2 separate regions of the Mus musculus genome follow, and region 2 is linked to region 1. The links are chromatin loops, found by intact Hi-C in ENCODE. Cell type or tissue: left cerebral cortex. All regions are shown on one strand. Links, peaks and the distances in the headings refer to the core of each region. The heading gives the core; the rest is flanking DNA. Region 1 overlaps Cdca7 (cell division cycle associated 7). Region 2 overlaps Rapgef4 (Rap guanine nucleotide exchange factor (GEF) 4).

Region 1 (12,043 bases), core at 1,290-9,289:
GTTTGATTTATGATCTCCATCTATGAATACTAAATGTACATGAAGTACTAAGAGCTACCCGAAAGATCCTTACTTGTTTGTGCTAGGGATCAAACCCAGGGTCTTAGATATGCTAAACATAGACTCTTCCATTGAACTAAGTCCTCGGCCCACTCAGTTTTTTTGGAGGTGCTAGGGAGATGGCTCAGCTTGCCCTGCAAGTACAAGAACTCAAGAAACCTATGCCTAGTGGACGCAGTGTCCTATCTGTAATTCCAGCTTCTCAGAAGGCAGAGCTAGGATCCCTAGAGCAAGATGACTAGTAAGATGAGATTACATCAGTGAGCTCTGAGTTTGATTGAGAGACCCTGTCTCAATTAGTAATGTTAAGGATGCCTCCTGATCTTAAGCTCAGGCCTCCATGTGTATACTCACACGTGCATACATGTAAAAATGAGAGCAGCTGTCCTGAACATACATGTCCAAAGCTTTTATGTGGACATATATTCTTGCGTCTATACCTAAGAGTAGATGGCTGGGATACATAGAAACTGTTTAGTTTTTGAGCAAGCTTACAGATTTGGCTATACTAGTTGGTATGAAGTGATGTCTCACTAGGTCTTGACTTCCAAAATGTTAATTTGAGTGGTACCTAGACTAGTCAGGTTCAAAGACAGAAAGGCCAGGGGTTGGGGTGGCAGAGATTGGCAATATTATGTGTATTTTAATCGCAGTTAAAACTGAATTGGAAGTTGATAGTTTAGGCTATTATTTCCTACCGTCATAGGCATTTAAACCATGTTTATGGATGAACTTAGTTATCCCTAGAGGATCTTTTGAAAATAGGGATTATTTTTAAGGGAATGAGAAGGGGGCAGGAATTTATTAAAAAATCATTTAGACATGTAGGTCTCAGGACAGTAAGGGTGGCTCAGACACTGTCTTACACCAGTAACAGAGTATTCATTTGCAAGACTTGATTTTGTTACCCACCAACCTTGCTGACTGGTTAAGACTGATTTTGCTCATGTCCTTTATTCCAAAAGGATTTTGTGGTGCCACTTGTCTGCCACTGGGCAGATTTTAATAACACCTTCTCTCTGGTTAACTAGAGACTGCAGTTGAACAGGGAAGGCTGCAGGACCCGAAGTCAGTGCCGGCACTCCGGGCCTCTCAGGGTAGCAATGAAGTTTCCGGCACGAAATACCCGGAGGGCGGCCAGCAAAAAAGCAGCGCCCCCAAAGCCCTCTGAGAGCTCTGCAAACGATTCCCACTCTGACTCTGAAGAAGAAGAAGAAGAAGAAGAAGAAGAAGATGGCATGAACTTTCTGGAGAAGAGAGCCTTAAATATAAAGCAGAACAAAGCAATGGTAGGTATTTGAATGGACCCAAACCTTTCCCCACTTTCTTCTAAGCAGTTCCTTTCTTCTCTCTCCTAAGAACTGTTTGTAAGCTGTGGGATTTGACGATGTGTTTGTTTCAAAGATTTATACTTATTTACGTGGAGTAGAGGGTGAAACTGTGCAGCTGCTCTTGGAGGCCGTAAGAGGGCATTTTGTATCCCCTGGACCTGGGGTTTGGGATGGTTGTGAGATCTCAGGTGGCTGCTGGGCACTGACCCCGGGTCCTCTGCGAGGGTAACAAGGGCCTTTTGCAGCTGCGCCAGCCCTCCAGCCCCCATCCGTCCGCTCTTTACATCCTGTAAGAGTTAGAATAAGCCTAGTAGGGAAATGAGAAACCTGACTATGTGGACTTACTAAGCGGAGAGTTGAGGGGCAGGCTAGCCTTCTTTCTACAAATTGCCTGTTGTCACCGGTTCTAATCTCTGTTTACGCTCTTCCCCTTTTTAGCTTGCAAAACTCATGTCAGAATTAGAAAGCTTCCCTGGCTTGTTCTCTGGACGACATTCCCTCCCAGGCCACAGAGCCAAAGATGTAAGTGCTTCTTTCTATCCTGTTGTGAACAAGGCAGAGCAGATCTCTGAGACTTTACGATCTTGTTTTTATATGGGGGCGGGGCTAGAACTGGGTCCTTGAAGCTCTCCCTGCTCTCTGCATTTTGGACACGTTGGCTCTGCTCTCCTACGGCCATGCTCCTTCTGATCAGCTCTCTGCTCCCCATCAGCAGCCAACAAAATAGTTAACTTATTTCTGTTCCCTCAAGTAGCACATTTTGCCCCCCACATGCTAGATACAAAGTAGGTATTTTTAAGAAGAGATTGAGGGAAAAGGAAGTATATACAATCTCTTTGTCAAGTCATATCTTAATAATGACTTAATAATCTTAATAATTATTTGATTGTATCCCAAGGATCAAAGCTGGTGTGACCGGGGATGGGTGGTTTGTTGTGTTGTCTATAGCAGAAAAGTAAAGCCAGCGTTCCTTGCTTCTCCCTTGGAAGGCAGGCTGGAAGCCAGCGAGAAATGGGGAGAAGAAACCGGGCATTCTTTGCTTATATGTAGATAGCATACGTGTTCCAGGAGTGTAGAGATGTTACAGGAAAGGTTTTTGGGTCAGGAGCTTGGGTGTTAATATATTCAGTATCTGGAGTAGAAGAGTAAATGGTAGAAAAATTAAATAGAAGAATAAATAAAATTTTCAGTGGCTATATGGCATTGGGGTTTATTTTCTACACATAACGAAAAGGCAAAGAAAATGGGAAAACGGGGGCCTCTTCTTATACTAAAACTACTTAGGGGATGATGCAGGCTCTCCACAGTGCTGGTTCTCTCTGTTACGGAGTAAGTGGATCTATCTTGTGTGTTTCATTTGCCAGTCAAAGTCGCCTAGACGACGCACATTCCCAGGTGTGGCTACCAGAAGGAACCCGGAACGGAGAACTCGACCTCTTACCAGGTCAAGGTCCCGGATCCTGGGCTCCTTGGGTGCCCTGCCCACCGAGGAAGAGGAGGAGGAAGAGGAGGAGGAAGAGGATAAGTACATGCTGGTGAGACAGAGGAAGTCCATGGACAGCTACATGAACGTGAGTCCTCACTGATGGGTGATGTTGTCCATCTCTAGGAAGCTTGGCATCACCAACACAGTCTCAGACCATTCCCAAGTCATCAGAGCTACACACACACTTAGCTTTGTTAGTGGGCAAGAGTCAGATTCAATATTGTAGGAATTATGCTTATACTTTCGGCTAGTTATTCTTAAGTAAACGTAGGGCCTGCCCCCTCTCTCCATAAGCAAGAGAGATTTCCCAGGTTGACTTTCTTATGAAACTCTAAACGAAGCATCTGGAGATTTGGGGATGCAGAGAGCCGGAGAGGAACTCGGTTCATGATTCTTCTTCAGGACGATGATGTGCCCAGAAGTCGGAGGCCTGGATCCATGACCCTTCCGCATATAATCCGACCAGTAGAAGAAGTCACAGAGGAAGAGATTAGGAACATCTGCAGCAACTCGAGAGAGAAGATTTATAACCGCTCTCTGGTGAGTGCCCTGAGGTTACATCTAGAAACCGAAACACCTTGCAGAGCGCAGATAGTATCTGTCCTGAGGGTGCTGCACGGAGTTATGGTCTGGGCATTCTTAACTGCACATTTCTTTTTCATAAAAGAGAAAGAGTTTTACAGCATGTCTGGGATCGAATTATCTGTATAGGAGGTCTACAGTAGGGTTATATACATTTTTTGTTTTAATTTAGAAGTTGATTCATTCAACTGGAATTTACTGTGTATTGTTAGGGTGAACTTACTGATATTTGCTGAGACTGTAGCAGAGAGCCAAAGATGAAAAATGGATTTGGATGGGATTTTCTTTTTCCCACGCTGAAAATCAAACTCAGGGTCTTGAGTGGGTTGGGCAGGTATTCTGACACTGAGCACTGAGTGATAGTTTTGACGACGCTGTTGTACCCCCGATGGAATGGGAGCCTTGCTTGGGATGCTTCTCATCCTTACACACGTAGGTGTCAGATGACCTTCAAAGGCCTTTTTGACCAGTGTGGGTGCTCTCTGTTTCCCTCTGCAAAGGGCAGCGTTTGCTCCTTCCCTCATCCGGTCCTCCTTTTAGGGTTCTACATGTCATCAGTGTCGCCAGAAAACCACTGACACCAAAACCAACTGCCGAAACCCAGACTGCTGGGGCATCCGGGGCCAATTCTGTGGTCCCTGCCTTCGAAACCGCTATGGCGAGGAGGTCAAGGACGCTCTGCTGGATCCGGTAAGTGGCTGTGATACTTGGGGTGGGGCTTGAGCTCTTGGTGTCAGGAGACCACAGTGTGATGCTGCATGAAATAATGAAATAACTGCAGAGAGCACAGGGCTGCTGCCCAGAGAAGCTGATCCCTTTTTCCTTGGTGATGGTTGTGTAACTTTCTTGAATTGATTTTATGGGGTGTGTGTGTGTGTGTGTGTGTGTGTGTGTGTGTGTGTATCTTGCTAGGGTTCAAACCAAGGCCAAGGGCCTTACATATGCTAGGCAAATGCTCTCATACTGGACCCAAAACTCCTATTTTATGATTTATTTTATTTAAATCATCACGGGTTAAATGGATTAATACTAAGTTCTTTAATGACTAAAAACCTTAAACAAATGAGTGGATGGAGCATGAAGCCTAGCCTCAGGGCGCTTTCCCACAATTCTTCAGAATTGGCACTGCCCACCTTGTCGAGGAATTTGCAACTGCAGCTTCTGCCGCCAGCGTGATGGGCGGTGCGCCACTGGAGTCCTGGTGTATCTGGCAAAGTATCATGGCTTCGGGAACGTCCATGCTTACTTGAAAAGGTAATGGCCTCTTCCTTCCTTTCTTCCTTCCTTCCTTCCTTCCTTCCTTCCTTCCTTCCTTCCTTCCTTCCTTCCTTCCTTCCTTTCTTTCTTTCTTTCTTTCTTTCTTTCTTTCTTTCTTTCTTTCTTTCTTTCTTTCTTTCACATCTGAGTCTTCCATTCATTTATGTGCCTTGATAAAAGATGATAGAAGTCTGAGTGGCTGGTCTGGGGCAGGGAAATGTTAGTGGAAATGCATCTTTCTCAGGGTGGGGAGTGTATGTAAAATTCAGTGTGTGTGTCTAAGATGTCCACTGACAATATATGTTAGGGGTCCATAAAGACATTATTTAAAGGAAGAATTTGACTTTCCAAAGAGAATTAATGGTTGAAAACCGTTTTGACGTCTTCCCCTTTGTCTTTCACAGTCTGAAGCAGGAATTTGAAATGCAAGCGTAGAGCCTGAAGATTGTCTGCCCGCCTTCGGCCTCTGAAGGCTCTCTTGTTCTCGACGTTGTGTTGATGGGAACCCGAGTAAGAATCTCGGCCATCCGTCTGCCTTAGAACTTGGTCGCGTTGATCTCGTATCTCACACTTGTTTCTGAAGCATCATGAAAGGCATGCTACTCCTTACATTTCAGCGATATGTAGTGTCTCAGAGCTTGCCCCGGCCCCACCTTGTAGCCTCCCTGGTCTTTTGCCACCACTTAGATTCTGAGCTATCTTTAACTGGCAGCTTGAGAATTTGTGTGATCAGGACATACCCAAGCACTTTGGGGTACAGTAGTATTGTGAAGCAACGGTTGTGATGAATCACAGAGAAGAGCCCCTTAACTTGTTTACACAGAATCAACGCACATAGTTTAGTGTCTAGTGTTTATATTGGCTAATGTTTTAAATGGAAAGGGCCAAGGCACAAAGGGCCGGAAACCATGAGGAAGAATTAGGTAGTTGTTGTAAACTGGAGTATGGCCACATTGGATGGCTTTCTGGAGGAATACATCTCTGGGGTGCTGTGCTCAGTGTACGTCTTGTCACAGCTGACACTGTTGCTGCTGTCATCTGGCCTACCCAGTCACCCAAAGGTTTGTGGGAACTTGGTACCATAATTACTAAAAATTGCTGTAGAAAAGGTGTTCTGGGAAATTAAAGATGATAGCTCAGCAGCGGGTTGATCTGAAACCTTGGTGTTCTGCTTCAGGAACTTAACCTTAATAATGTCACTTTAGATCCTGGCAGTTTCCTAAAGAGGTAACCCTGGGGGTTGTGTCCAGGGTTTCTATATATTTAGGTTTTAAACACTTTTGGAATGATGGGAAGTGGCCTTTTAGAGATGGGTAGCTTTGAACCTCTCTGCCAGTGTAGTTTATGGGTGGGTGCCTGAAGTCACCCTCCCTCCCCTTTCCCTACAGGTGGGTCATTCAGTACTGGTGACGAAGTGACTGAGTCCCTCACCTGTGTAGCCTGTCAGCTGTGCCTACTCTGTACTCTGTCTGTGGTGCTCAGTTGGATCTTGAATCATTCAGTGTAAATACAGCTTTTTGCTCTGTAATGCTTTTATACAAAGGTTTTTATTTTAATAATAAAACATTTTGTTCTAACTTGTGTGTTTATTTTTGTTTTTTAAAAAAGTTTCAATATTACTTTCCCCCCTGTGCTTTGAAAGGGCATTTCTGCCTCTTCTAAAGCTTGCTTTGGATTAAGTTTTTGAGGCCCACAGCCAGCTCTTTTATAAAGGGTCTCATTTGTTGATATGACTTTTAGCTGGAATCTCAAAGTGGACAAGACAGCCAAGTTGACTGACTGTACAACATGAGCCCGGGGAAGTTTTATGTTATTTTTCCTTTATTGTTTGCAGTACTTTAACACTTTAATCTACTTTTCAAATACTTACTGAATGTGTGCCATGCTCTGAGGTTTCAAGACCGAACTAGAAGACAAAAAACAACAACCTTTTAGAGCCAGATGTAACATGGACTCACAGAACCACCATACTGAAGCAGGAGGATTGCAAGCTTGAAGAAACCCTCACAAATGCCATTTTTTTCAAAAGATAGTATTTTCATGTATATGTTTGCATGGCTGTATTTATGCACATGTATGTGCAGGTGCCCTCAGGAGGCCAGAAGAGAGTGTTAGGGCCTGTGGATCTCAAGTTATAAGCAGTTGTGAACCACCAGATGTGGGTACTGGGAACTGAACTCAGTCCTAGGAGATCAGCAAGCACTCCTAATTGCTGAGCCATATAGCCCCCCTGTTACTCTTATAACTAAATTTCTCACCAGGACTGGCTAACTACAGTCTGCATGTTACATCCAACTGCATATACCTTTTTACATTTGTAAAGGAGTATTTTTTGTTTGTTTCCATTTTAAAGTGTGACCAGGCTGGAGAGATGGCTCAGTAATTAAGAGTACTTACTGCACTTGGGAAGATCCAGCACCTACTGGTTTAGTTCACAACCATCTATAACCGGGTACAACACCCTCTTGAACTTGGGCACCAGGCGTACATGTGTTGTACTTTCATCAATAAACACTCAAGTATGAAACAGTATGGCACTGTAAGCCACACACCTAAGATATGTCTAGCCTGGTACTGTATAGGAAGAAAAAAGCCAGTATCCTGTTTATACCATACTTCGATGGGAAGCCATAGTTCTCTGCTCCACACTTAGGAAGGACCAAGCTGAAAGTTGCTTACTTGGTACCTGGATTCAAAAGAAGTCAGTTGTTAGAGATCAAATCTTAAGATCTTAAGAATCCAAACTAGGGCTGGAGAGATAGTTCAGCGGTTAAGAGCACTGACTGCTCTTCTGAAGGTCCTGAATTCAAATCCCAGCAACCACATGGTGGCTCACAACCATCCTTAATGAGATCTGAGTCCCCCTTCTGGAATGTCTGAAGGCAGCTACAATGTACTTACATATAATAAATAAATAAATCTTAAAAAAAAAATCCAAACTAATGGCAACCCTGTTGTGTATGTAAAGTGAGCTTAAATGCTAGAGTTCATATTAATTGGTTTGTTTGAAATCGGGGCAGGTAATTGGTTGAACCCAGGGTCTTCCATGTGCTCTTCTGAGCTATACCTCCCAAGTGATTTGCATAATTTTTGACATCAATTTAAGTGATACGAGTTTCCTTTAAATTAATTAACTGGAATAGTTCGTTGTGACAGCTTATCCTTAAAGGAGCCATGTAATCTAGCAGAGGAACTATTGGAAAAAAAAAACCTGCAAATAATGTGGGGAATGAAAAGAGGAAGACAGTAGTATTTTTTCATGCCCAGGCAATTTTAGTCATAGATGCCCCTCTGTGCTTTTTGAGACGGGGGCTTGGTATGTTGTTGTCCAGGTGGTAGAACCCTGGAAGAGGGCTGATGAGATCACCTGAGGAACAAGAAAGCCTAGCAGGGTGAGTAGGTTCCATCCGGAGAGGAAGACTGGGTGCCAGGTTAAGTCCAGCTGAGCATGCTGGGAAGGTGGAGGCTCATTAGGATCAGGGCCTTTATTGGACAGAAAGGCTCAAGAGAATGAGGGTGCTGGGCGATGGAAACCCAGGGTGTTGGAGCACCTGCATCAGTGTCAGAATCTGGGAGCTTTAGCTGCAGAGTCTGTAAATAAAGAGAAGACTATAGAAGAAATGGGGAAAGAGGAAGCCAAAGACACCAGGTAGGTACTGCCTGAGTCAGAGGCTTGGGGACTTGAAGGGAGACAGTAGGGATGGGGGTGATGGGCAGAGAATTGGCAGGTTTTAGGGACAGGCTTTTCTTTTCAAACAGTATCAAGGTGCAGAAAGACATTGGCAGGAACGAACAAGGAACAAAGGCCACAAAGCTAAAGCCACTCTTATTCAGTCCCCTTGGAAAATTTGGGTTTTACAACACTGGGGTGTCAAATTGAGGGCTTTCAAACATCTGGCAGGAAGTGCCTTGAGTTGAGGCAGTCAACCTAAACTCCCGATCGAGTTGTCCATGGGTGAGTTTCCAGTGTCCAGCTTCCCAGTCCCGCTCCAGGCCTTCTTAGACCTCAGGATAAACAGAATTCACATTGCTGGACATGGCTCATTGTCTAACCATTTTCAAGGATACACTTCGGTAAGCAATTTTAATTTTGCTGGGCAGTGGTGGCACACGCCTTTAATCCCAGGACTCTGGGAGGCAGACAGGTGAATCCCAGCCTGGTCTACAGAGTGAGTTCCAGGACAGCCAGGGCTACACAGAGAAACCTCATCTTGAAGAACCTTCACTTTGTAGGGGGCGGGGCTGTAGAGAGGGCTCAGCGGCTAAGAGCACATGTTGTTCTGTAAAGGATCTACTCCTCCGTAGTGGACTGTAACCTGGGACTGTGAGCTAAAATAAACCCTTTCTCCTCTAAGTGGTCTTTGTCAGGATGTTTTATCATAGCAAGTATGTAAGTATTCATGCATCTGTGTCTACATTAGCACTTAAATATATTAATAGCTGACATTGCTACATGATATTTTCAGAATACTGAAATAAATAATATTGTGACAGAAAATAATTTAATTTTGTTGTTTCCTAGAAGTAGTGAGTCAGCTACTATGTTTGGTATAGTTGTTTGCTTGGCTTTGCTTTTCAAAACCAGGTTGGTCTTAAACTCCTGCTCCTTCTGCTCCTTCCTGGGGTTAGAGGTGTTCACTGCTGTGCCTGCCTAGATCTGTGTTTCTGTAGCCTCTTGCCTACCAGGTACATAGTAGCATGTAGTACTCACCCTGTCTTTCTCTCACTGTACCTTCCTCATTTAACTATATAGATGAGATGAGTGTAATTTCTATTACTCAAAGAATATTATTGGAGGCTGGGAAGAAGGCTCAGGTAATAAAGGTGCTTACCACCAAAGCTGACAACCTGATTTTGAGTCCTGGAACCCACATGGTAGAAAGACCCCTCCAAGTTGTCCTCTGAACCTCCATACATGTGTTGTGGCATACATTCACACATACACACACACACACACACACACACACACACACACACACTACAGAAAATTGTAGACTCCTGTAATGCTTCAGTGTATGACCATGTAATTAAATAGTAAGTTCTAGAGAAATACAACATGGAGAATGCTTTCCTCACCCACCTAGAAGACTTATGTATGAGTTTGTGATAAACAAGTCAAGTCCCCTTTCCCTGATTGCTTACAATGACAGAAATTCATATTTCTGCTTTCTTGTTTTTGTTTGGTTGCCCATATTTTAATAGGCCTCAAGTTCATCTTTCAAGCTGAGTAGCTGTAATTCTTTCTTCTCCTTCTTCCTCTTCTTCCTCTTCTTCCTCTTCTTCCTCTTCTTCCTCTTCTTCCTCTTCTTCCTCTTCCTCTTCCTCTTCCTCTTCCTCTTCTTCTTCTTCTTCTTCTTCTTCTTCTTCTTTTCATTCTCCTCCTCCTCCTCCTCCTCCTCCTCCTCCTCCTCCTCCTCCTCCTCCTCCTCCTTCTCCTCCTCCTCCTCTTCTTCCTCCTCCATCCAGTATGGCTTTCGAGTAGTAATGACTGACTGTCTCTGGTTCTTTCCTGGGCTCCCCAGACAGGACCATTTTAAGTATTGTGGCGCTTAAGGAGGAAAATATGTAAATAAAATTCCTTTATGCAAATGCTTTCAGCAAATCTCATTGCCAGCCAAATTCTTGTAAATCACGATAAACAGATGCTACTGAATGAAATGACTAAGTGAAATTAGGAAGATAGATCTATTTATCTTATTTTTCAGTGTTAGGGAGGGAGAAAAAGATATTAACTAAATTTCCTTTGCCTGCATGATGATTAGGGCAGACACCAAGAACCCTATTAATTGATTTCAGCAGGCGCAATGAGAGGACCAGTTGGAGAGCTACCCCGGAGAGCAAGGTTTCTGTGGCAATTTAGTTTTGTTTTTTACATAGAACCAGGCTTCAGAAGCCATCTAACTAGCGTCAAGGTTACTGGGTCTCTGGTTTGTGTCTACCATTTTGCTACTCTGTTTTTCTTAAGTTAAAAAAACAAAAACAACAACAACAACAACAACAACAAAAAAAAACTTGAAATAAAATTTACCATTTCAAAATGTAGAATTTGTTGGCTTCCAGTGTGTTCAGGGTGCTGTACGTGTAACCGTGTAACCGCTCTGGCTGTAACTGCAGACCATCCTTACCTCACTCCCACAAGTCTCTCACTCTAAAGACTAACCCCTTCCCTGCCTCCCTCGGCCCACCCCACCTCCGTCCTCCCTCTCCAAGCTCCTGAGCCCATCTGCTTTCTAGACTTGCCAGTTCTGGATGTTTGACATGCATATTCTGTTGTGTTCCGCTTGGGTTTCTGTTGCTGGGGTAAGCATCATGATTAAAAGGACCTTGGGGCAGAAAGGGTTTATTTTGTTTACATGTCCTGCTCCATTACAGTCCAACATTGAGGAAAATAAAGCCAGGAACCAAGGAGGGGAGACAAGCTTACTGGTTTGCCCCAGGGGCTTGTACAACTCACTTTCCTGTCCAATACAGGAATACCTGCTAGGGGTGTGTGTCACTGCCACCGAGGGCTGGGCCCTCCCACATCAGTCATTAACCAGAACTTGCCCTGCAGACGTGCTCACCAGCCAATCAGAAAATGCCCTGCCGCAGGCTCATCAGCTAATCCACCGGAAGCAGTTCCACAGTTAAATTCCTGCTTTCCAGAAGTCTATCACCTAGTGTCTGCCCTGTTTCTCAGGCTTACGGGTGCTGTAGAACGCATCACGTTTCCTACTTCTGCTTAAATGATGTTCTTGGCCTGGTGTGCTGGCGCATGCCTTTAATCCCAGCACTCTGGAAACGGAGGCAAGCAGATCTCTGAGTTCAAGTCCAGCTTGGTCTACAGAGCAAGTTCCAGGACAGCCGGGACTACACAGAGAACCCCTGTCTCAAAAAACAAAATCAAACCAAAAAGAAACAAAGACGTTATTTCAAAGATGTTTAAATTTTATGTATGAGTGTTTCCCTATATATATGTAAGTTCACTGTATGCATACAATGTTCATAACAGAAACCCAATTAGGACATAAGCCTCGCTTCATATGCAAGTTACATTTTAAATTTTTTATTTTATTTTTTTGTTCCATTTATTTTGAAGGCTATAAATGTCTCTTAATTCCTTATTATAGGAAAATGGGACTTCATAATTGAAGTCACCCATAAGCCTACCACTCGCCAATTGCTACAGTTCGAGTTTGGCTTCTTGGGCTGAAGATAACGTTTACTACTGTATTAAGCGACATAATTACATTGGCTTTCCTTCAGTTAGGCATCTCAGCCTTTAGCCTCAAAGGAGAGTATCACCATGGATGGTATTCTCTATTTAAGACAAAAATGATTTAATCAT
Region 2 (12,043 bases), core at 1,601-9,600, 250 kb before region 1:
TCGAATCCCACGTGCTGGGATCACAGATGTGTGCCACCAGACCCGGGGGCAGGGGACAGCTCATGTGGCATCATTTTATTTTCATTTAAGAACTTCACAAATGTGGCACAGTGCCTTCGCTTCCCCCAACCAAGCCCAGAGCACCCGACTTGCCCTAGAACCAGCACAGGGTGATCAGCGCAGAGTCACAAGCCTTGGTTGTGTTTCTTTGGTTCTTTAATCACCTGCCTTCATTGCTTTCTGAATAAATATCTCTCAACATTTAGGGATTTAAAAATAAATAAATAAAAATAAATAAATAGCCAGGAAACCACATAAAGACCGAAGGAGAAAAGTGACTCTACAAAATTGTCCTCTGACCTCCACTGGTGGCAGAGAGCATTAGCCTCTCCCCTCCCCACACATCATGCATGCACATATAACATTTAAAAATTTGCTGTGAGTCTGCACCCCCTCTCCTGGAAAGTAATGCCTTAGACAGCTAGTGTTGCTAGATGTCCCATCGAAGGTGCCGGGTGAAGTGTTTGCCTCTCTTGCCAGCTGGTTCTTGGCTGCTGGGTTGAGCCAGGGGGTGTATAGTTAGGCGCGTGGACTGTCTCCAGCTCCTTGGGGGCAGACACTAACTTCTTAAGCTTCTGTTTATTGCTCACAGTCCTGCGGCCTTCCAAGTTCTGGGCTTTTGCTTATCTTCCATTTTAAGGCCTGAATGGTTGGAAGGAATTTGCTTGGCAGTGAGGACTCTGGACACGAGCCTCTCCGCTGGGGGTGCCGTGCACCTCTCTGTGCTCGGAGAGAGCAGGCCTTACCTGAAGCTCCCTCTTGGGCTTGCTAAAACATCCCTCTGACAGCCATCTTTCTAGAATGTTGACCCAAGCCCTCCGAGTTATCGCCACACACTTACCAAGTGTCAGCCAGCCTGACAAGTGCCCAGGAGCGTCTGTCCTTATGACAATGACAGTCAAATTAGGAAGAGAGTAACCCAAGCCTCCCCGAAGAAAATGAGTCTCAGTGTTAAATTGTGTCATCCAAAACTAGCAGAGTGCCCGTGGTGATCCCACTGTGGAAGGCCCACAGAAAGCTCTGCATTCCAGAGCTTTGTGCCCTTGAAGTTTTGTATTTGAGTAGAAATGTTAGTACAAAGCCAATTAGAGCAAAGCTTCAGTGTACTGTAATTTGGCTCTGCTTTTATCCACTCCCTGGTTCCTAAGACTTTTATTTAGTTCCTGCCACATCATTCCACAGTCTGTGGGTGTTTCTGGCCATGGGACAGTCTTGAAGACAACCCCTTCATAGCCCATGTTTCTCAAGGAGCCGGTGTGTCATCAGAGGGAACCCACTATGACAAGTTGCACTACAGAGGCAGGGTTATAGCACAAGCAAAGAGGCATGCTGAGGTGTAGGTCACTTAGCCAGCAGTTACACTGGCAATTAGCATCCCCTTTTTATGTGTTACGTCTTTGGACTAGGACCTCGGTAATGTCATTCTTCCGATGGCCTTCCCTCAGCATTTGTATAAATCTCATCTCTCAGTGAGGTTGAGGAGGGACCCATAGGACTCCAGAGAAGGGAACGTGTCATTTCTCAGACACCCATGCTGTGCAGATCCTACGTAAGCTCTGCAGTACCTGGCCAGCGGGACATCTTCAATGGAAAATGGCCCAAGGTAGTGTTTGCTCTGGGCTCCAGGCTGCACATGTAAATCCACCATTTCAGAGGAAGGCTCTCCTGCTGATGGTCACCCTCCCCTCAAGTGAAGGCTGAGATTCTACAGCGACTTCTTGAACCTCTGGAAGGATGTGGGGATGACAACACAACCTCTGTTACCCAAAGGGCTTCCCATCGAAATCTCCACAGGAGTTGTTGTGTTAATCAGTCCTATCTACAAGACACCATAAAACCTCCCGGAAAGTGCTAGAGGTGCAGGTAGATGGAGGTCCTCAAGAAGAGAGCAAACTTAGTGAGTGGAGTGGGAAGCAGCTGCAGGAGAGAAGGGAGACCACAGAGGGCCCGGCTGACCTGTGACGTTGTCCTGAGACCAGGAATCTAAGGGCTTCACCTACTGAAGACTTGCCCCGGGCTGGAGCCATTCTCAGCTGATTCCATAAGCACCTTGCCCACCAGCACCAGTTCTGTTTGGAATTGCTGCTTTCTGCCCTGCTCTCTGTGCTCTACAGAGAGGATCCGTATCCAGCTCTTCACCTAGTGTTGCCCTAACCAACTTTCCTGTGCATTTGTAGCAGTCCAACCCCTCTGGAAAGCGACCTAATTGGACAGAGGGGACGTTCCTGTGCTGAGGACTGGATTTACTCGCTGCTCTTAAATTGTTCCCATTTAATCCTCTTAACAAGCCTCAATATTAGTTGCCAACTTGGGTAGTATAACTCTGATTTACTGGAACTGCAGACAGTCAGAAGATTAAGGGATCATACCAAGTATGTGTTGCTACAGTGGGGTTTATGCTCAGTCTGCTGTCTTCTGAAGCTGGCACTAATGTGATCTTCTAGTTTGTCCTCTGACAAACCATCTCCTAATCTGGTACTCGGATCCTCTTTAAAAGCTCCCTCATTTTCACCCTTGCTATCATCATAAGCATGAGCCATCCTGAGAAAAGCCTTTCTCACCCTCCTGCTCACTGCTTCTCTTCATCCTTCAACACACCCTGACTCCCAGTAGGCTCCCTGTTTCGAAAGGTCCATTCAGGTGCCTCTACCTGCTTGTCTATGTACCTAGTAGTCTGGTCTGTTGATATTCTGTCTCCAGATGTGCAAATGGAGCCCAGCAAGTAACTGTATCCACAAGTAGCACCTCCCCTGTTGATGCAAGTAGACTTTGTTACACTGTAAACTTGAGAGCTCAGCTCACAGATGAACTTTCCAATGCAGGAGCCACCTAAACCTTGAGCATGTAATTCCTTGAGTGTTTAGAACACTGGGGACATCCCTTGAGTACAGAAGTGATGAAGATGCTGCTGAAATCCATATAATAGTAATAGTTCTAACATGAGCCCCTTTTCTTATTAATGCTGGAATTGGGGCAACAAGCCTTGTACCTACAAAGAAAGTGCTTAGCCAGAGTGACATCCCTAGCCATGTGATATGAGTATTGAATATCCAAGTACTGTTAGCATCATAGTGGCAGATATTCTTTCTATGTCTCACATGTATGCATATATATCCATTCCTAAATATCTATCCCTAGTCTTACAGATAAGTATTTAGGTATTATACACTCCATCTGTCTCTTGTCTGACAAAGTAAGAACGCTGTATAACATTTCTTAGATCACAGAAGGAGATGAGTGAAGCAAAAGAAAACTTCTGACAAGAGTCTTGGTCTAAGTAGCAGAGTCTGGTCTTGCCCCAAACTTGCAACATTCTCAACCCAACAGCTCTCGGGCCAGGCTGAGGACTTGGAAATCCTGTGTAGACTCAGATCACACTGCTCTCTACTAGTTCACTACTTTAGGTGGTGTGTGAAGACGTGGCTGTGGCAACTTGACCTCAGTTACCACCAGGAGTTAAGTAGTAGTGTGGGTAGAAATTCAAACTCCTGTGCTAGTATTTGGCTTTATCATACTTTCTATGGAAACATGAGGGTAAGGTCTCCAAGAGCATCTTCCATCTTTACCGTGGAAGAGGAAGAGTTTCCAGGTACCCACCCGCCAATCCCCAGGCACAGGAGATCCCTGCACAGCCTTTGCCCAGCCTTATTTGTCATGGCCCACAGTTGAGATGGTGGTGGTGGCAATGCTGGTGACCACACTGTTGGTAACTGGGGATGGTTGAGGATGCTAACAACAAAGATGGCCTCCAGGCAAGTACAACAAGCAGCAAAGACACTCTTCACCTCAAAACCGACATTTCAAAACATGCCCAACACTATCCCCCAAATCCTTTCCAACACCAAAAACTCCCGAAAGCGTTGGGCACTGAGTACTGGTCCCTTTGTGGTTCTGATCCAGTTTTTTCACAATCTTTCCCAGACTCCCTTGCCGGAACAGGAAGGCCCGACCACTGGGACAGTGGGAACATTTGAGCTGATGAGCTCGAAAGACCTGGCGTACCAGATGACAACCTACGATTGGGAACTCTTCAACTGTGTGCATGAGGTAAGACGCCCAGCAAGGAGCGTCCATGGGCTCCATAGGATTCTGAGTGAAGCCTGCTGGCCTGACGCCACTCATGTTTCCGTGTGCTACCATATGGAAACCACATGATGGGTTTTGTGCATGCTGAGCTTATAAAACCCGTAAGTATTAAAGAAAAAAAAAATCTCTGTGATGCTATGCTATGTCTTCCAGAGTCTATTAAGCCAATAACACCTAGTTTATATTTATATATTCCACAAGCTTCATGAAAGCCCTTCAAATCTATATGACAAGGTACATCCGGGTTAGCGATTGAATTCACATCTGCTGCTTGATAGAACACTTTCCTGACAAACGGAGGAGCCAGGCTGGCGTTTTGATTTAAAAGCCAACAAATAAGTAAAATTGTTTTCCTTTCTGTTCTAGCTGGAGCTAATCTACCACACATTTGGAAGGCATAATTTTAAAAAGACCACGGCAAACTTGGATTTGTTCCTGAGGAGGTTTAATGAAATTCAGTTTTGGGTTGTCACTGAGGTCTGCCTTTGTTCCCAGCTCAGCAAACGTGTTCAGCTTTTGAAAAAATTTATCAAGATAGCGGCTCAGTAAGTGTCTTTAACTTTGGAGAAAGAATAAAAATGTCCCTGAACTCTGTTCTCATGGAAAACACCTTACAAAGAGAAACGGGTGTAAGAACAACCAGCAGTTGAATTCTTGAAAGAGAAGAATGTCTTCTAGCTTTTTAATAGTTAACATCAATATATAAATTAACATCTTGTAGTACTGATGCTGGAGTCAAAGGGGGGGGTGTGTTTTGCTCTGAACTCTTCAGATTTCCCCCACCCCCACCCCCCTTTGAAGAATGCTATTGAAGTCAACAAAAGTTCCTTTAGAAACTTTGGTTGCAAGGCTCTGGAAGCCGATGTGGCACATAACACGTTCTCACCAGTAGAGGGCAGTAGAACATGCTGGAACAACAGCTCACAGCTCAGGCAGAATAAAATCAGTAAAACGCATACAGGCCAGCTAACCTGGCACTAGGAAATCATCTCCATGCACATCAGAGAAAGCAAACATCTTATAAATATTCTATTTAAAAGCACTTCTTGGGAAACAATTTATTTACTGCAGGGGCCAGTTAGGTTTCTCCCTGACATGAATTTAATCTTCTCCTGCTATTTAGATATGCTTGACAACCTCCTGTTTACTTCCATGTTTTTGGTATCACCACAGTGCTAAAAATAAAAAAGCTAAATGTGGCTTGTGCTGCGAGACTCCTTCCCTTTCTAAATGCAGAGCCCGAGCTCGGGGAGGTTAGGAGAATGAGCGACCCCAGCCAGGCGTTTTCTTGAGCCAAACAGTTCAGATCCCACACACTCTCTTGATTTCCAGAGCTAAACAAAGAAGGGAAAGCGGCTTGGTGTTTTATAGAAGCCAGCTTGCCAAATGCCTTGAGTTGTTTTGCCAGATTTCGAGGAGACAATAGAATACCAGATCCTTTGAATCCAGGAGCTGCTTGCCTTGCCTTTTGGGAAAGCTGGCTGTTTGAAGACAGGTTTGGTGCGGCCACTTTCCCTAGCGGCGCGGTCAGGCGGCCTCTGTGCAGTGAGCAGATGCCTTCATGTGTTTGGAATGAGTGGCTTATGGAAACTATGACAGGGTGAGCTTTCCCATCATAGAGAGCTTGTTCTCTCTTCACCTTAGCCTGCTGGTGCCAAGTGCAGCAGGAAGGAAGAGAGGACCTGCCTGTCAGTTTACAACAGAGCAGGCAACACAGAAAAGGCTCTCAAAACACCCAGGAGTTTGTTTTGTTTGTTTGTTTCTGCCTTTGTAATGTATCCCCTATCTTCCTGACTCTCTGTATTATACAGGTAGACTTGGCCTTTCCTGCAAATCAGCTGACTATTTAGCCATATTCAGCCCTGTGCTGAGGCTGCTGTCCCGCCATGAACCTGTTCACTCAACCCAGTTAGTACAGACTCTAGGCTTTCCTAACCCTGAGTCTACAGGAATAGACAGAAGCCTCTAGACCAGTGGTTTTCAGCCTTTGGGTCTCGATCCGTTTGGGGGTCACATATCAGGAATCTTGCGTATCAGATATTTACATTACAATTCATACAATGATTGTTGTGAAGTAGCAACAGAATAACGTTATGGTCGGAGGTCCCCACAACGTGAGGAACTGTATTAAAGGGTCACAGCATTAGGAAGGTTGAGAGCCACTGAGGTAGACAATAGCATCTGTTTTGCTTGCTGTCTTTAGAAAAGCTGCAGCATTTTCTTTTAAGTTCTTGGCCCAGTCTGGAGCTTAGCAAAATTAAAGAGGCAAAGCTGGGGTAGGTGCTTTAGTCCTGTATTCACAGGAGAAAAAACCGAGACAGGAAGTCATCTCCTGGCTTGCCTTGAATGATAAGCAAAGCTGCAAATGGAGCAGGTCTGCCGCTCTGGATTTATTATCTCCAAGTCACCCACACAAGGCAAAGGCCAGTGATGCAGGTGGAGATGCCGGCCCTTGTTCTGGGAGCCACTACCCTAGCATTGTGACATCCTTGCTTGCTTTCTCGTGTGTGAGCCGATCCACCATAACTCCTCTAAAGTGCATTTCCCCACCGCCACGACCTATGAAGAACGGCTCGTGGCTACTTTTTGAGTTGAATATGAGCAGCCAAAGCAACCATTCAATGAGCCTTCTGCAAAAATGTTTTGTTCAAACATTATTTATTTACTTTTATTTTGTAGAACATGATTTTAATATTTTCAAACAATAATTATTTTAAGATATATTTCATTGTTAGGTCTCCCTTTTCATTTCTGAATTTATAATTTGGATACTGTCTCTGAGCAATCTGGTTAGGCTGGCTAAGGATTTATCTATCTTGTTGCTATTCTCAAAGAACCAGCTCCTGGTTTTGTTGATTCTTTGTATAGTTCTTTTTGTTTCTATTTGGTTGATTTCAGCCCTGAGTTTGATTATTTCCTGCCGTCTACTCCTCTTGGGTGTGTTTGCTTCTTTTTGCACTAGAGCTTTCAGATGTACTGTCAAGCTGCTAGTGTGTGCTCTCTCCAGTTTCTTTTTGGAGGCACTCAGAGTTATGAGTTTTCCTCTTACCACTGCTTTCATTGTGTCCCATAAATTTGGGTATGATGTGCCTTCATTTTCATTAAATTCTAAAATGCCTTTAATTTTTTTTTTCTTCCTTGACCAAGTTATCATTGAGTAGAGCATTGTTCAGCTTCCATGTGTATGTGGGCTTTCTGTTGTTTTTGTTGATTGTCTTAGTTAGGGTTTTACTGCTGTGAACAGACACCATGACCAAAGCAAGTCTTATAAAAAACAACATTTACTTGAGACTGGCTTACAGGTTCAGAGGTTCAGTGCATTATCATCAAGGTGGGAGCATGGCAGCATCCAGGCAGGCATGGTGCAGGCAGAGCTGAGAGTTCTATGTCTTCATCCAAAGGCTGCTAGTGGAAGACTGACTTCCAGGCAACTGGGGTGAGTGTTTTAAGCTCACGCCCACAGTGACACACCTATTCCAACCAGGTCACACCTACTCCATCAAGGCCACACCTCCAGATGGTGCCACTCCCTGGTCCAAGAATATACAAGCTATCACATTGATATTTAAGACCAGTCTTAGTCCGTGGTGATCTGTTAGGGAACATGGGATTATTTGAATCTTCTTGTATCTATTGAGGCCTGTTTTGTGACCAATTATATGGTCAATTTTGGAGAAGGTACCATGAGGTGCTGAGAAGAAGGTATATTCTTTTGCTTTACAATGAAATTTCTATAAATATCTGTTAGATCCATTTGGTTCATAACTTCTATTAGTTTCACTGTGTCTCTATTTTAGTTTCTGTTTCCATGATCTGTCCATTGTTGAGAGTGGGCTGTTGAAGTCTCCCACTATTATTGTATGGGATGCAATATGTGCTTTGGAATTTAGTAACGTCTCTTTTATGAATGTGGGTGCCCTTGCATTTGGAGCATAGATCAAACATTATTTGTTTATGATAGCAGTCAACTTATATAGCCATATTGCTGTGTGGTGAAAGTTTTCTGCTTATTAGGAAGTAAACGCTTTTCCTTTTTAGGGGTCTGGTATGAAGAACTTAGGGTGTGTGGGTGTGGTCGTTTGCCATCAGGTGTACCAAATACTTGGGATAACATTGGCATTTTAATAAGAATTTAGGCTTAACCCAAGTGCTTCATTCTCAAATATAGATTTGTAAATACTCATAATGATATAAACACAGACTCAAAATTATCAACCTTACCAATATCAGTAAAACTAAAAATACAGTTATTTTGTTATGGATCTGACATCTCCCAACTTCAAACTTGGGAGAACAAATGCCCAGCCCACAGGACCAGGCCTTGTAAGCTGATACTTTTTCAACAATTTAGTGTCACTAGCATAGAGGAACCAGGGTAGCCACAGCATTGTGACATCCTTAACCCATTCCTACCTGCCAGATGAGAGTACCTACCTCCAAGTGTCAAGTTCTACAATCACTTTGCCTGCCCTTTTCTAATCCCATGGGATGTGTCTCCCCAACCCTTTCCAGGTTCACTACGGCGTTTAGCAAATTTAGGATTATAATAACAACCCTTAGGGGAGGTGAATTTAAATTACTTCTCAAAACCAAACCCTCAACGGCCAAAACTATCAACTTTCTAAAACTAGCGTGGGTTGTCGAGCCGCAGAGCGTGGTTACCCAAGCAGAACTCCAGCAGTGCCTTAAATCTGTCATTGCCAGCTCATATAAACGAGTCCTGATAAATATTAATGACTATCAGAAAATAGAACTCTATTTAAAAAAAAAAATCTTGCTCAAAAGTGGCATGCTACTTAACCACGTGCCTCTTGTGTTTCAGCTGCAAGGAGTACAAAAATCTAAATTCCTTTTTCGCCATCGTCATGGGACTCAGCAACGTGGCCGTGAGCCGCTTGGCACTAACGTGGGAGGTAAGAAAGCCGCTCCTGGCGTGCAGCTGGGACTTTTGCCTTAGGAATAAAAACACAGGCTCACCAGTGAGCTTTTTTTTATAGAAACAGCACTCACACTGGTATAACAATGTGAAAGGTGGGGGCCCTTAGAGGGAGGCGACCTGTCTCCTCTTTCTAGTTACCTCAGAGTGAGAGTTTAAAAACACATTGTCCAGGTGGAGGAAGTGTGCGTGGGGTGGGGTGGGGGGTGGACCTCAGCTTTCCCATTGCTACAATGTAAATAATCCTAAATCCAGGTCTACCTATTGCTCAGTTGGCTGCAAAGGTCACTTTGCTCACTGGTTCAGTTGTCTCTGAAACGTCTGCTTATTGCTTTTATCCTGAGCCTTACCTCTAAGTGAAAGAGGGTAGAGGGTCCATTTTATCCAAGTAGTCATCTTGCTTCTGGGAGAAACAGTCCAGAAGAGGCCAGCTGTTGGGAGCCGCGGAGTATGTCCCATAACCACCTGGCGACTCCTCCCTCTCAGAGAGGAGCAACAGTTGGCATGGACTGTCTTTGAAGCTAAAGTGAAACAGGTGTGTTGTGGATGTCTGAAACAAACGGGATGAGTGATTCACGGTCGGTTCAAAGACACCTCTGAGTATCATTCGCTTAGAACTTGGAATGTGCCTAACCCCTTATATGTGGCATGGTTGAAGAAACAGTAAACTCTAACAGAACATACTCACAAAAATAGACTCTTGACAAATGCACACAAGCATGTGTAAGAGGGACTGCAGAAAAAAAACGACGGTAAGGACTATCTGAGACCTACTCTGCCATGGTGCTTGACAGCAACCATCTGAGTCCACATTCCCTGTGAAGTTATTTCCCTGCTCGTTTCCCTCCTGAAACAATTATCTTCCCTTGACTCTCCTAAATATCTCCACTGTTTATAGGGCAGGTCCTTGCAAGTCCTCCTGTCTTGAGTTTCTCTTAAAATTCCCAGCAGATGCAGCACGCAGCAGTTCATCCCCTGAATATAGGCATGAGGGAATTAGAGAGGCCTGTGAGCCACGCAGCTGGATCGGCTTCCAGGCAGGGAGAGAACAGAGTTGGTGTGCCAATAATAAACAGCGAGACCATTGTGTAGTGCCTGTGTCTCACTGCCCAAGCTACCTGGAGTCTCGAGAGATCTCGGATTCCCCTCTGAGAGTCTGCACATCCCAGTGGGGGAATCTCTGGCTTCTGAGCCCCCCACACAGAGTCCAAATCAGTTGGTCAGGGAGGGGAAAAAAGTTGTAAAGATTTTTGAGGGCCCATGGAGGCCAACTGTAGGCTCCACACAACAGCGGCCAGGCAGAGAGACTGGATACTCTGAGCCCTCCGTGCTGCCTCAGAGGCCCCTAGGGAAGGTGCAGCCAGATAAATGACCAGTTTATTGTCATGAAGAAGACAGCTCATTGGCCAGTCCCTTACAGGTATAAGAGGACCACAAGTCTACGAACTTCTATTTCTGACACCGTGTGTCTCTGACAGAAAAGATTCGCCTTTTATAATGTATAAGCCATTTCTTTTCTGAGGCGGAGTGTGATCATGGAATTCTGTATGCTGAGCTGGCACTCACGAGCTCCTTTGTTTTGGGTCATTTCTCTGTGTTTGACGGAAGCTTTCCAAGGACATCTCACACAGCTTCAGTGAGCACCAGTGTAGCCACACGAACAGGGGAAGGAATGGTGCAAGGTATCAGAAGACAGTAGAATGAGTGTCAGTCAGTCAGTGGACAAAAGGCGAGATACAGGAGCACACAGCAAGAAGAGGGGCTTGAAGCGGGGAGCAACCCCCACCTGAGATGAAATGCTAAGAGTGCTGGCCTTGGCTCTATGGACAGTTGAGAGGACCAATCCCTGTGGTGGAGGACTGCCTGTGCACTGTAGGGTACTGAACTAACTTCTCTGGCCACGCCCACTGTATTCAGAAGCACTTCCTATTGCTCCCGCCCCCATCTTCACTCTCCCCCCCCACCCCCCCCACCCCCCCGCAGCTGTGACAACAAAAGTGGCTGCTGGTGTTGCTACCCTTCCCCTGGATTGGCTATGGCCACTACCAAGACACTGGTGGCGCACGCCTTTAATCCTAGCACCTGGGAGGTAGAGGCAGGCAGATTTCTGAGTTCGAGGCCACCCTGGTCTACAGAGTGAGTTCCAGGACAGCCAGAGGAAATGCATTTCCCTTAGAAACAGTAGCACACACTCCATATCTAGATATAGACTCTGACAGATGCGTGTGTCATTTCCATTTTATTAACAGAAACTGCCGAGCAAGTTTAAGAAGTTCTATGCGGAGTTTGAGAGCTTGATGGTAAGTGACAGTAGCTTCTTTTACTCTGCTCACTGTCCGCATTAATCCAATTTCTGATTAGCTCAAGTTCTCATTGCAGAAATTTTATCCGTCCTTGTATGACTTTAAGAAGTTTATGATCCCTTTTAGTGCTGCTAAAACAAGCATGTCTGACTAATGAATGGCCCCCTCAGGAACTAACTTAAAGAGGACTTATGTCCCACATAAGGTCAATTTGTGTAAGTTAGCAAAGCAGTGTGATGGGGTCCCACCTAACACCGCTCAGGTGGCTATGGGTTGGAGCTATGTTTCTTGGCTTGCCAAAATTATGTCTCCCCGTTGTCTGGGAGGTGTTACCAGACAGGAAAGTGGTGACTGGGTCTTGCTGCCGGGCAAGGAACGGTTCAGGGGGCAAGTTAGGACTGGCTATGCCAGAGCATGGGGTAGGGAGCCGAGCTTTGGGAAGGAGGTGGGGCATCGTTGAGTCGGGGATCTGTCCAGGTTTGTTTTACACTGTTTTTTTTTGTATTCAGAGGGATGCCTCCCCTTGGCGCCTGTGGGTGCCTTCAAACCAGAACAGAAATAAACAGCACAGTATTGTCTCACAAGCATGTGAAGTTGTTTTTAAAACAAACCAAACCTGTTTAAATCTGCCTTTCTCCCAGAGTATCTCATCCCCAAA

What was found. Hi-C counts contacts between places; a loop is a spot of excess contacts. Peaks named below come from ENCODE experiments on the same cell type or tissue, not always from the same donor. Only the 100,000 strongest peaks of a DNase experiment are listed, where the experiment ranks them.
Region 2: it touches region 1 in a loop (2.2-fold over the local background); 2 of 42 quality-filtered maps call a loop at or near these places.

Annotation. Positions count from the first base shown.
Region 1 is chr2:72,480,600-72,492,642 of GRCm38, forward strand. It overlaps Cdca7 (cell division cycle associated 7), which reads left to right. Exons shown (of 9, transcript NM_025866.3): 3 at 1,092-1,349; 4 at 1,830-1,913; 5 at 2,756-2,962; 6 at 3,280-3,417; 7 at 4,000-4,149; 8 at 4,577-4,713; 9 at 5,121-6,291. The coding sequence ends at 5,151. Among named protein-coding and RNA genes, the nearest start is that of Cdca7, 10 kb to the left of the region's middle. In left cerebral cortex, for the core only: no CTCF peak of the experiment used is centred there; no DNase peak of the experiment used is centred there.
Region 2 is chr2:72,230,096-72,242,138 of GRCm38, forward strand. It overlaps Rapgef4 (Rap guanine nucleotide exchange factor (GEF) 4), which reads left to right. Exons shown (of 31, transcript NM_001204165.1): 24 at 3,982-4,107; 25 at 4,513-4,691; 26 at 8,969-9,059; 27 at 11,332-11,382. Among named protein-coding and RNA genes, the nearest start is that of Map3k20, 50 kb to the right of the region's middle. In left cerebral cortex, for the core only: a CTCF peak has its summit at 5,040 (motif pointing right); DNase peaks (open chromatin) are centred at 5,048, 5,527 and 9,027; H3K27ac peaks cover 938 bases.